2 separate regions of the Mus musculus genome follow, and region 1 is linked to region 2. The links are chromatin contacts, found by Hi-C or POLR2A ChIA-PET in ENCODE. All regions are on one chromosome and are shown on one strand. Each heading gives the region's core, a stretch centred on a gene start or an enhancer-like site at or near the end of the contact. The rest is flanking DNA. Distances are from core to core; before and after follow the strand shown.

Region 1 (5,643 bases), core at 1,412-3,911, 650 kb before region 2:
TAGTCCTTATCCAGCATAACCTGCTCCTAACACTGAATTTTCCAACCCAGGGGCTGGGCTGCCCTTCTCCCCAGAGGGGGAATGCAATCCAGACATTTTGGCCTCTCGAATTCTCCCTATTTCTTTTCTCTCTCTCACTGTACACAGTCCACCTCCTCCCCAGACCGGCCTTGATCTTGAAACAAATCCTCTTACCTAAGCCACTATCCCTGCCACTTCATTGAATTTTAAGTCAAATATTTAAGTTATAGTATAATATTATGCTGAACCTATGCTGTGTATCACCAATACTACTAAATTTGTGTCTCTGTGTGCTAATTCTGAGCGGACTCTGAGATTTAGCAAACAGAGAAAGGCATATGAACAAGAATGTGCAGACTTACGCTTTTTATTCATTTATATATGTTATTGGATGTGCGTTTTGCTTGAATGGGATTGGGCACCGCATTAACTTTCATGCAGTGCCCATGGAGGTCAGAAGAGGGTGTCAAATCCTTTGGAACTCTAGTTACAGATGTGAACTAGGATGTGGATTTTAGGAACTGAACAAGGGTCTTGTGTAAGAGCAGCCAGTGCTCTAATTACTATCTCTCCAGCCCCTGGTTTTATTATACAATTTATGTTGTAGAAGTCTTTTCAATCATATTTTTCTTCAAAAGTGTCTTTAACTGTATACTTTTTTTAAAAAAATTATTTATTTTATGTATATGAGTACACCATTACTCTCTCCAGACACCCCAGAGGAGTGCATCAGACCCCATTGCAGATGGTTGTGAGCCCCATGTGGTTGCTGGGAATTGAACTCAGAACCTCTGCAAGAGCAGTCAGTGCTCTTAACCACTGAGCCATCTCTCCACTCTGAACTGTATACTTTTTTGTATATAAAATGAAAGATGTCATGATAACCACATCAGTATATGTATATATGTGTATTATATAATAATAAAATATATTTTTCAAAATTACCAAACTCTACATGGGCAATAGGGAAAGTCTTAGTTGAATTAATGGTCAACAAAATAAACAACTGGACTCCAAGATTATATATTATAAAAGAAGTAATAAGTTCTAAAACGTCTGAGTTTTGGGCATTGAAAATTTCCTAAATACTGAAGTAGGTCAGGACAAGAACTGAGAGAGACATATTCTTGAATTCAATGTGCACAGGCCCTGCTAGATTCCCACACATATTAGGAATGTTTTGTGTAACTTTCCAAGAAGTAGTGACTTGAACAAGGCATTGGCACATGTGTACCATTGGAAGTTTAGTCACTGGGAACCTTGGCACGTCTTTTCTGTGTATCAGAAACTGTCATGAATACTTTCTTTTTATTATCAGCATTTAGACCAGAAGACTGCCTGTTCTGTGACTGACCGACTTGCAGCAGAAATGACGGGAAAGAAAATGGGAAACGGTTCAGGGTCCCGGAATTCCCCTGGCAGCCTAATTTAGCGGTCTGTTTTACTTCTAAGTTTTTAAAATATTTGCCCATTTAACATGGAATTCCCCCGGAGAGAAGATCTGATTCATTCGTTAAGACCTTCAAGTCTAAAGTAAATTAAACTGTAGAAACCTCACTGGTAGTAGCCTACATTTCTAATCAGCACACTGGAGGCTGAGGTAGGATGCTAAATCCTCGGCTAGTCTGGGCCCTACAATAAAATCCTTTCTTAAACAAACAAATAAAAAAACTGCAAAACTAACCATAACAAATCATCCAAGCCAAACAGGGCCGCGGGGGTGGGGGTGGGGACATCAGAAAGTCCTACCCTGAATGCTAATGATTTTGCAGCACTTTCGGTACGGGAAAGGCAGCAGAGGGTGGGGGGTGGGGAGACAGACTGCTAGTGAACAATGAAGTCAGGGTTATTTTTCCAGTTTTAAACGTATTCTTCTACAATCTCATCACAGATATATAGTGCGCTTTAATCATACTCTCTCCCATTATACTGTTAACCCTTCAATGCCTTCCTCCAAACTAGTCCGCAGCCTTTTCCTTACTTTTTAAATTTATGGCCTGATGCGCTTAATTTGGGTCGCCTGCAAGAGCACTTTTTAAAAAAAATAATAATTTAAAAATGCATAACTACCTCCTCGCCCCAACTGGGTTTGAATTTCTAGGATTCGAGGTGAGCGCCACCATGCCGGCCTGCCAGAGGAGCCCACTTGTCAAAAATGTTAAAGCCCATCTTACAAAAAAACCAAATTATATTTAATGTACACGCACACGCGTGCATTCCGCTTTACTCAGGCGTTTCGAGGCCAGCTCACGAGCCTGAGCCGCCTTACCTATGACGCCACGTTTGCCTTAGTGCCTGTCTAGGACCCTTGCAGGGTGAGGCCGGAAAATACAGGGAGCTAGGAGGCGCGGCTCAGGGCTGCCGCCATTAAAGGTGCACTGCAGGTTAAAACACATGGCATCAAAGTCCGGAACGCCCAGCGGAGGCAGTGGGGCAAGGACGGACGCTCGGGAAAGCCTAGCCTTATTCGTCCGAGTCCCAGCGGCCCGAACGTTTAGCTTCCAAAGCCCGAGCACGCAGGCGCGAGCGCAGGCGCAGGCGCGCGCGACTGGCCCACAGCCCCACCCCGTCCTCCACGCGTTCCAACTTGCGGTGCGCGTCTGCTGACGTCACCTCAACGGCCCGCTGGCCGCAGGGGCTTTTGGGAAGGCTGCGGATCAACAATCAGGCGCCTCTGCTTCCAGGGCGCCGGGGGCCTGACTCGGTGGTGAGTGCGGCTGCCTTCGTCAGGACGGGCGAGCGTGGCTCTCGACGGCTGGGCGGGCTAGCTGACTCCTCCTTCGGCCCGGAAGGCAGTTCTCAGGGCCGCCCGACCCCCGCTCCCTGCCTAAGTCCTTGGGCTTGGACTTGTATAACAGTTTTGCTTTCTTTTCCTTTCGGTTTATTTTTTCAGTCAACCCAGGCTAGTCTCGAATTTGCGGCAATCCTCCTGCCTCCAATCGTTCTAGGTGCTGGGATTACTGGTGTGCAGCACCTCGGCTGTCTCTTCAGATTTTCTGCAGGTTTTTAAGCTTTAAGCCCGCGGCATTTAATGCCTTTAAACTAAGTTGTGCGGCAGGGGGATGACGGTTGTCACATCAGTTACTACTTGTCCCCAGTAGTCGTGTGAGAGGTTTGGTTTAACTGGGAAAGGTGTTCTCCATTCTTGTCTCTCCAAGCTACGTGTCGCCCCCCTGCAGTGGGCGTAGAGCCGTGTCGGTTGGGTGCTTGCTGGCGTTGTAACAGCTAGTGTAGTTAGGCCACACGGGTAGTGGTAGCTTTGTTCAGGCCACTGCTTTACCGGCACTTGTACTTTTTTGGTTTTGAGATGTTACCTGTGGTGGTTAGGGAATGGTTGTCCTTCACGGATTCCGTTTATGAGCTCTTCCCGGTGCCTTTATCTTGGCTAATTTAGCCCTGGCTAGTTCAAATGTTCTGTCCGGCAGGAGCGTTTCATTCCGCATCTGTCTTCCAAGTGTTGAGATTAAAATTGCAAGTATACCTCGGGAATCCTCAGGAAATATTTATATTTTAATATAATAGAAAATATCGTATATATTATTTATTTTATATTGTATTATAACTTAACATATGTTTATGTGTATAAATATATTTTATATGTACTTATATCTGTATTATATATTTCAATTAAATGTTTTAATAGAATATAAAAGTATATATAATTTTTTTCTTGTGATTAAACTTAGGGTTCTTTACCTGCAAGGCAAGTGCTCTAACATGGAGCTATATCAGTAGCCTTACAGACTACCTTTCCACTATTTATGGTGCCTTTTGTCTCCAGTGAAGTGCATATCAAAATATCTTTAAATCAGAAAACGAAAAGAGCCTGGTGGTAGTGTGGTCCTAGCACTTGGAAGGCTGAAGCAAGAGAATTCCAAAAAGTTTTAAAACCAGCTTGGGTTATATTGACTTTCTAGCCAGCCTAGTCTACAGAATAAGACCCTGTCCCTTAAAAAAAAAAAAAGTTCATGAAGTATAGTACATTTTTTTCTAATAGTAAATAAATAATATATAAAAGGAACAAACTTGAAAATCGGGGGCCAGTTTTTGACAAATGGAAATGTCCATTGTTTTCAAAGTTTTAATTTTTAAACTATACTGAGCTATGCATTTTAAAGACAAGCATAACTAGTACTTTGAGAATGCTTTTGCAGTGGTGTGTTTTGATTTAGACCCTTTCTAAGTAGACTGGTTGGGTGAGGAACTGCTGTAGTCAAGATTTGTTATCTAGAGTGTGTCATTTTTAGACATTACTGAATAAATTGATGATGACAATTCTGTGTAATTAGTTTTCTAAAATATTTTTTTTTCTTTCAGATTGATAGTCCTCAAGAGTCTTCATGTTCTCTTATGTTTTTCTAGAAATCAGCCCACTCATGGACATCTGAACATTTCTATAAGACGCTGCGGTTTGCTTTGCAGTGTGTTCTTGTGTATGATTAGTTATATAAAATACGAAGTTTTCAAAAAGAAGGCTAGTGCAACAGAAAAGCTTTGCTAAAACAGATTCTTAGTTATTTGAGGTAACAAAAGAAAGCCATGTCTTGAATTGATTCGTTCTTAATTATAACAGACTTATAGTGGAAAGGGCCTTAAACACAGGCGGACTTTATAAAATGCAGTCTTAGGTTTATGTGCAAAATACTGTCTGTTGACCAGATGTATTCACATGATATATACAGAGTCAAGGTGGTGATATAGAAGATTTAACAGTGAGGGAGTTAACAGTCTGTGCTTTAAGCGCAGTTCCTTTACAGTGAATACTGTAGTCTTAATAGACCTGAGCTGACTGCTGCAGTTGATGTAACCCACTTTAGAGAATACTGTATGACATCTTCTCTAAGGAAAACCAGCTGCAGACTTCACTCAGTTCCTTTCATTTCATAGGAAAAGGAGTAGTTCAGATGTCATGTTTAAGTCCTTATAAGGGAAAAGAGCCTGAATATATGCCCTAGTACCTAGGCTTCATAACTAGTAATAAGAAGTTAGTTATGGGTAAATAGATCTCAGGTTACCCAGAAGAGTTCATGTGACCCCCAAAGAGTCCTAACTAGTGTCTTGGCAAGTGAGACAGATTTGTCCTGTGAGGGTGTCAATTCACCAGTCCAAGCAGAAGACAATGAATCTATCCAGTCAGGTGTCTGTGGTGGAGATCTAGTGTCAAGTGGTGAGAAACTTCATCTGGAAGTTTAAGCGGTCAGAAATACTATTACTACTCATGGACAAAACTGTCTCCCAGAGACTCGGCCAAGGTACCTTACACCAAAAACTTAAACGTATAATGGAGAAGAGCACAATCTTGTCAAATTGGACAAAGGAGAGCGAAGAAAAAATGAAGTTTGACTTTTCGTGTGAACTCTACCGAATGTCTACATATTCAGCTTTTCCCAGGGGAGTTCCTGTCTCAGAGAGGAGTCTGGCTCGTGCTGGCTTTTATTATACAGGTGTGAATGACAAAGTCAAGTGCTTCTGCTGTGGCCTGATGTTGGATAACTGGAAACAAGGGGACAGTCCTGTTGAAAAGCACAGACAGTTCTATCCCAGCTGCAGCTTTGTACAGACTCTGCTTTCAGCCAGTCTGCAGTCTCCATCTAAGAATATGTCTCCTGTGAAAAGTAGATT
Region 2 (5,591 bases), core at 1,720-4,219:
ATATATATATACACACACACATACAAAATGACTATCTTTATGGTATCTAGTAACATTTATAAAGTGAAATAAGATGAAAACCTCTTGATTCGATATAATGTATATGAAAAACTGTCATTTTTAATAATGGGTCAACATTTTAAATAGAGGTCAGAAAAAAAAAAAGAATTCTCTACATTTAATTTGGGTTAGTGGTTGTCTTGGGATACCAGTAATAGCATTTATTTCCCCTGATCTAGAAAGATCACTCTGCTGATCCCAATAGCAAAGTTGTTGCCCCCTTTACATCCTAGTCTAGCCTTCCGTACAGTTAGCTGAAACTTGACAAGATGGCACCACTTAAAACTATAACATGGCTAGTACAAATATAAGACGACTATTACTACGTGTTTTAGCTTTAAGCAAATACTTTTGAGAATAATAATGATAAAAGAAGAAAAAAAATAAAAGTAGGAAAGCAGGTAAGAGAGAAAAAAGTTGTCAGACATGTTCATGGCACTAAATTCTAAGCCTTTAGCCTTGACACTAATCCCAGTACACATAACAGGTCAGCAATAATAAAACACAGCTTTTAAATGGGCATGACTGGTATCTTGCTCCATGAATTTCATTACCTGCATACTCATAAAACCAAGCCAGGCACTTCTTTCTTGAAAAATCTTCCTCTCCACTGATGAGTCTAGCAGGAGGCTGGGATCTGCAATAGCTTAGAAAACACACAAATGCCTAAGACTTACTACGACTCAACGCTTAGTGATAAAGTAGCTTCAACAAGAATTGCTTCCATGTAAATGAGACAAATGGTTTTTAAGTTAGCATTATGAGGAAAGGAGCTATGTATTAGCAATAAGGACCTGTACTCTATGTGTAAGAATTTCTAACCAATGAAATCTAAATGCTTCTTTGCTTGCTACAGGATTCCATAACTAGAAACTAAAATTATTTCCTTAGATTTCAAGATAATAAAGAAGTACATTCTAAGTCTCAACCCAAGACTAGGCTAGACAGCTCTCCCTAGACTGCTCATGCTGGGCTTGCTCTCTACCACTAAGTTACATACCTTATGGAAGGCCTGAAGCCTTACTTCCATTCTGCTACTGATGTGGATTAAAATCCCTGTTATAATTTAGGCTGAATCACCTGAAGTCAAATGATACTGCTCAGCCAGCTGTTTTAACTGACTTAATTTAAATATCTTAGATATGATTCTCCAAGAGCTAATACAGTTAAGAAAAATGTATGCCAAAGGGCATAATGAAAACTCTATTTTATACATCACCCAAAAAATATTACCTAGACTCTTTTGCTAAAACACAACAAGGGGAGAAGAACAAAGCAATCAATTACAAAAAAGATTAGGATGAAGCAAGTCACCTTCATAGTTTAAGCAGTCCATTCTTCACTGCATCTCTCCTTAAAGGGAAATCTCCTTTGTCTAGTGCAGCCTGTCTTTTTTTTTTAATTAGATATTTTCTTCATTTACATTTCAAATGCTATCCCAAAAGTCCCCTATACCCCCCCCCCCCCAGGCCTGCTCCCCAACCCACACACTCCCACTTCTTGGCCCTGGCTTTACCTGTACTAAGGCATATAAAGTTTGTTAGACCAAAGGGCCTCTCTTTCCAGTGATGGCCAACTACGCCATCTTCTGCTACCTATGCAGTTAGAGACATAGGTTCTGGGGGTACTGATTAGTTGATATTGTTGTTCCAGGCTGTCTTGTTGTAATGGTAGTATTTGTCACTTTAAGTGTCGACCATTAATACAAAAACAACTCAAAGTGTATGGGAAGAAGCCCACTTCTCAAAGCTAAATCGCAATGACTTTCTGAGGAATGAATCTGTGATGATTGAGTATATGCCACAAAGCGAGTAAAGGGCTCTAACTTACAGTTCTGCTTTGTTTTCTTTTCCCCTAAGAGAACATGGAGCACAATAGCTTGCTAACGCCTAAAAGGAGGTTGAGAGCTACCAGCGTCTTAATGCCAGAAAACAAAAACCACAAGGGCCTTTTCCAATTAAGTGTACGGAACTGGTACAGGTGAAGTGGAGGCATTGGTGCGTCCAGAAGCCTAGGCTCCAGCGATTTAAAAGGCCTCCTGCTGGGATCGTCCAGGTTAGGCCACTTTAAATGCTAACTCGGGAGACCAATTATAGCAAAGGCTTTCTTTCCATCATTCCCAAGGCAGCTGTCAAAACTCTTCAAGCTCTGCTCCTTTTTTCACACTCTGACATTTAACAATGTGGGGACCAAGCCAATTCTGCTCGATTTAGTGTGACACAAGGACGCCGTGAATCTTGGCAGATCCGCGCTCACTTCTCGGTTGGGAAATTTGATGGAGAATGCATACGTACGGTCGTCTGTTTCCTACCCTCTGGGCACGCAGACAACAAAGTGGGACGAATCTCAGAGCTTGTCCAAGTACGACAGAGAGCACGTACAGGCGAACACGCGGTTCGGTCCCGCGCGGAGCGGAGACTGGGCGCCTCACCGACCGCCTCGCCTGAGAGGGCTCGCCCCTCTCCTCCCGGCTAGCGGCCTGTCCGGCCCCGGGGGAAGGAGAGAGCCAGCGGGGTGGGGACAGGCAGTACCTGGGGATTTTACACTTTTTGAGGCCCGCGTCTTCCGCGACCGCCGCTGCCACTCCGGGAGCTTTTCTCTTCTTCTTCACTGGCATCTTCCGCCTTCCCCGGCAAGGTAGACAGGGCGGCCGGGGAGGGGTATCGCGCTCCGCCGCAGGCCCCGCAGCGCCGGCTCCCGCCTGCCGGGGACCGCAGCGGAGGCCCGAGGCGCGACCCCGCCCCGGGTCTCCTCTTTAGGGGCGGTTCCGGGCAGCGCAGCGCTAAGGCCGGCGGTGTCGCGGCTCGGGCTTTTCCAGGAGCAGCGAACGCCGACAGCGCGGCACCTACAGTAGCAGCGAAGAGCAGGCGGCTTAGCCTGACCCGGAAGCGGATGGCTCTGGACCGGAAGTGACGTAGAAAGGAAGCTCGCAGGGCCTGGAGCGGTCTCTCTACTTTGGGATTTTTTGTCTCTGCAGGTGGAGCCTGAATCTCCGGAGATTTTCTGGCGGGTTTCCAGCGGGAAGTCCTTTCTAGAAATCATAAACGCTCCACAGCTGGCGAGCGAAGTAATCTGGTGAGGAGCCATGCGTGAGTGTGCCCACTCCTGACGTGCAACCGCTCCAGTTTTTTCGGGTGTTCTTGGTGGGCCTGAGATCAACTTCTCGCGCTCCTTGTCCTTTTCTCCCTCATGCTCAGGGTCAGTTTATGGCTTCCTCCTGTGCTGAGGCAACGCCTCCATGTTTTACTTCTGAGGAACTCTCCTCTTGGATAAGAGACTGGGAAACGGACTGACTTATTACAGAGGATTTGGGGAACTGTTCTAATGGGCTGCTCTCAAGAAACAGTAATCACGTCACTTCTAATGGAAATACTGCTTATAAGAAAGGTTTGCTAGGTAAAATTATCTCATAGAAGATTCTTAGTGAATGAAGTCCATGTTTGTAACCCAACTGTGACAGAAGACTGTTTCTTTAAATTCTATCCCTGTGGTTCTGTGACTGCATCGTGGGACCCTAATCTAGTCAAGGAGAAAGAAAAAAACCGGTTGTTGTAATGAGTCCTGGATACATAATATGCCCTGGAATTCACAAGTTTCCTGAGAGAGGACACTTCAATGTTTGGTGCATATAGTTAATGTTTTTTTAACAGTGAACATAATGTTCAAACCTATAACCCATTCGACTCTATTATAAACAATGCACGAAACATTGTTTTTACATGAAAATTATAAAATGTAAGCTCTAAAACAGAACTCCCTACAGGAAGTAGACAACTGAAAGATGAAGGGTTTTTTTTTTGTTTGTTTGTTTTATATATGTATTTATTGTGGGGGCACTTGTGTGCCAGTGCTGGGATGACAACTTGAAAGTTCATTTTCTCCATCAATCTTGTCACTCTTGAGGTGGAACTCAGGTTGTGAGACTTGGGAAGGGACATTATGTCTGTGTACAGAAAAGCACCTAGTTATGTGATTTAATTTTTTCTGCTGCTCGTGATAGTTCTTGATTTTCTATATAGTAAATAATGAGAAGCTATGAGGGTGCTGAGTTCTTTGTTATGTGGTCTAATTTTCTTTGACTAAGTCACAAGAAGGAAAGGAAAGGAAGTAGTATTAAAACAAAAGGGTATTCTGGTTTAGATCCTAAGGTACTCATCAACTTTATGAAGAAAAATCTTAAAAATGCATTTTAGCCGTCTGTTAGTAGAGTGGCACAACATAAACAGATTAAGCACACAAGGCTGAAACAGGTCTATTCATTTGACAGTTTGATGATTTGCATATTTCTTAGGTTTAAGGATTGTAGAATGAAGAAATGGAAAACAGAACTTTTAAAATAGTTATATCTGAATTAATGTAGCCAAAAATAGTCCCAGAGATGTGCTAAGTATATATATATATATATATATATATATATATATATATTCATATTCAGTATAGTTTATATTTTTCCTTACAGCTTTAAAAATAGGACTTTTCTACACTTGTCAAAAATAAGCAAGCACTGGAGGCACAAAAGAATTTATGGGTTGCCCATGTGATTGTTGTACTGAATCCATTTGTTTTCCTTTCCAAAAGTTACTGTTGTTTTTTCAAACACTGTAAGTCAAAATTTTATGAGTTATTTCCATAACCATAAACCCAGAGAATTAGTTGTCAAATCAGGACTTTGTTTTTGACATTTCAAGACAGCACTCAGGAACTAATATTGAAGAGCAATACAGAGATACACACTAGGTAACACCTGCTCCTTGTTCTACTCATCCTATAGCAGTGTACTGGACCACAGCCATTGTATTGGCCTTGTGACTGGATTTCTGTGGGGCAGACTGACATTGAGTGTCATCATCACAATGATACCTATGAAATGATAACAGTGAATCCTGTGCTAGTGGTTAAAGGTTCTTTCCTGAATTGATATATCATTCCTGTTCAAGTCCTGAGACTACCTGAAGTCCCTAGTAAAGAAATGTATTATATAGAACCAAGCAGAGAGCAGCACTGCTGCAATATGATATTTTACTGAATTTTGCTCAAGGTGTTGAGAAAAATGTGTTCATAGAACAGATTTAAAGGGACAATAAGGAAAAAACTCAGGAGTGGTGGTATATGACTTCATTCACCCCAGGTTGGACACCAATGACAGATCAAAGACACAGTTCCACCCAAGTCTAGCTTAATGAGCCAAAGGGTTTATTGAAGTCACTTATAGAACATAGGTGACCGAAAGGACTGTTCCACAGCTGCTTTCCTTGTAGGCAAGAGCCACCTCACCCCAGCAGCGTCGGGTTCCCTATGTAGCCTGGGAGAGGCTTGTGAGTGGTAAATTTCCTGGGCTTCCTGGGGCTTGTAACTCTCACTCTTCCTCAGAGGAGGAAGTGTTTCAATTCAGAGGAAAGAACTACATAATAACTGTTTGCTTCTTAAACTGACAATGTGCCAGATGGAAATTTCCAAGTTCAGTTGTAGTTTCTCACAAGTCTACAATTTCTCACCCTTTCCTCTCAATGGCTTCTAAAACAGCTGTGGAG

Evidence for each region. A loop is a pair of places that touch in the nucleus more often than their neighbours do. ChIA-PET counts read pairs that join two places held with the same protein, here RNA polymerase II (POLR2A).
Region 1: a loop to region 2 is called in a map of left cerebral cortex, with 2.8 times the contacts of the local background. The contact joins the promoter of Birc2 here to the promoter of Dcun1d5 in region 2. A Hi-C loop is called at or near these places in 3 of 37 maps with a recorded cell type or tissue (T-helper 17 cell and left cerebral cortex). POLR2A ChIA-PET finds 5 or more read pairs at or near these places in 2 of 5 experiments (Patski and embryonic stem cell).

What each region holds. Positions count from the first base shown.
Region 1 is chr9:7,834,075-7,839,717 of GRCm38, reverse strand. It overlaps Birc2 (baculoviral IAP repeat-containing 2), which reads left to right and starts at 2,661. Exons shown (of 8, transcript NM_007465.3): 1 at 2,661-2,728; 2 at 4,339-5,643. The coding sequence starts at 5,240.
Region 2 is chr9:7,181,883-7,187,473 of GRCm38, reverse strand. Dcun1d5 (DCN1, defective in cullin neddylation 1, domain containing 5 (S. cerevisiae)) reads right to left here and starts at 2,969. Exons shown (of 8, transcript NM_029775.3): 1 at 2,592-2,969; 2 at 615-706. The coding sequence starts at 2,677.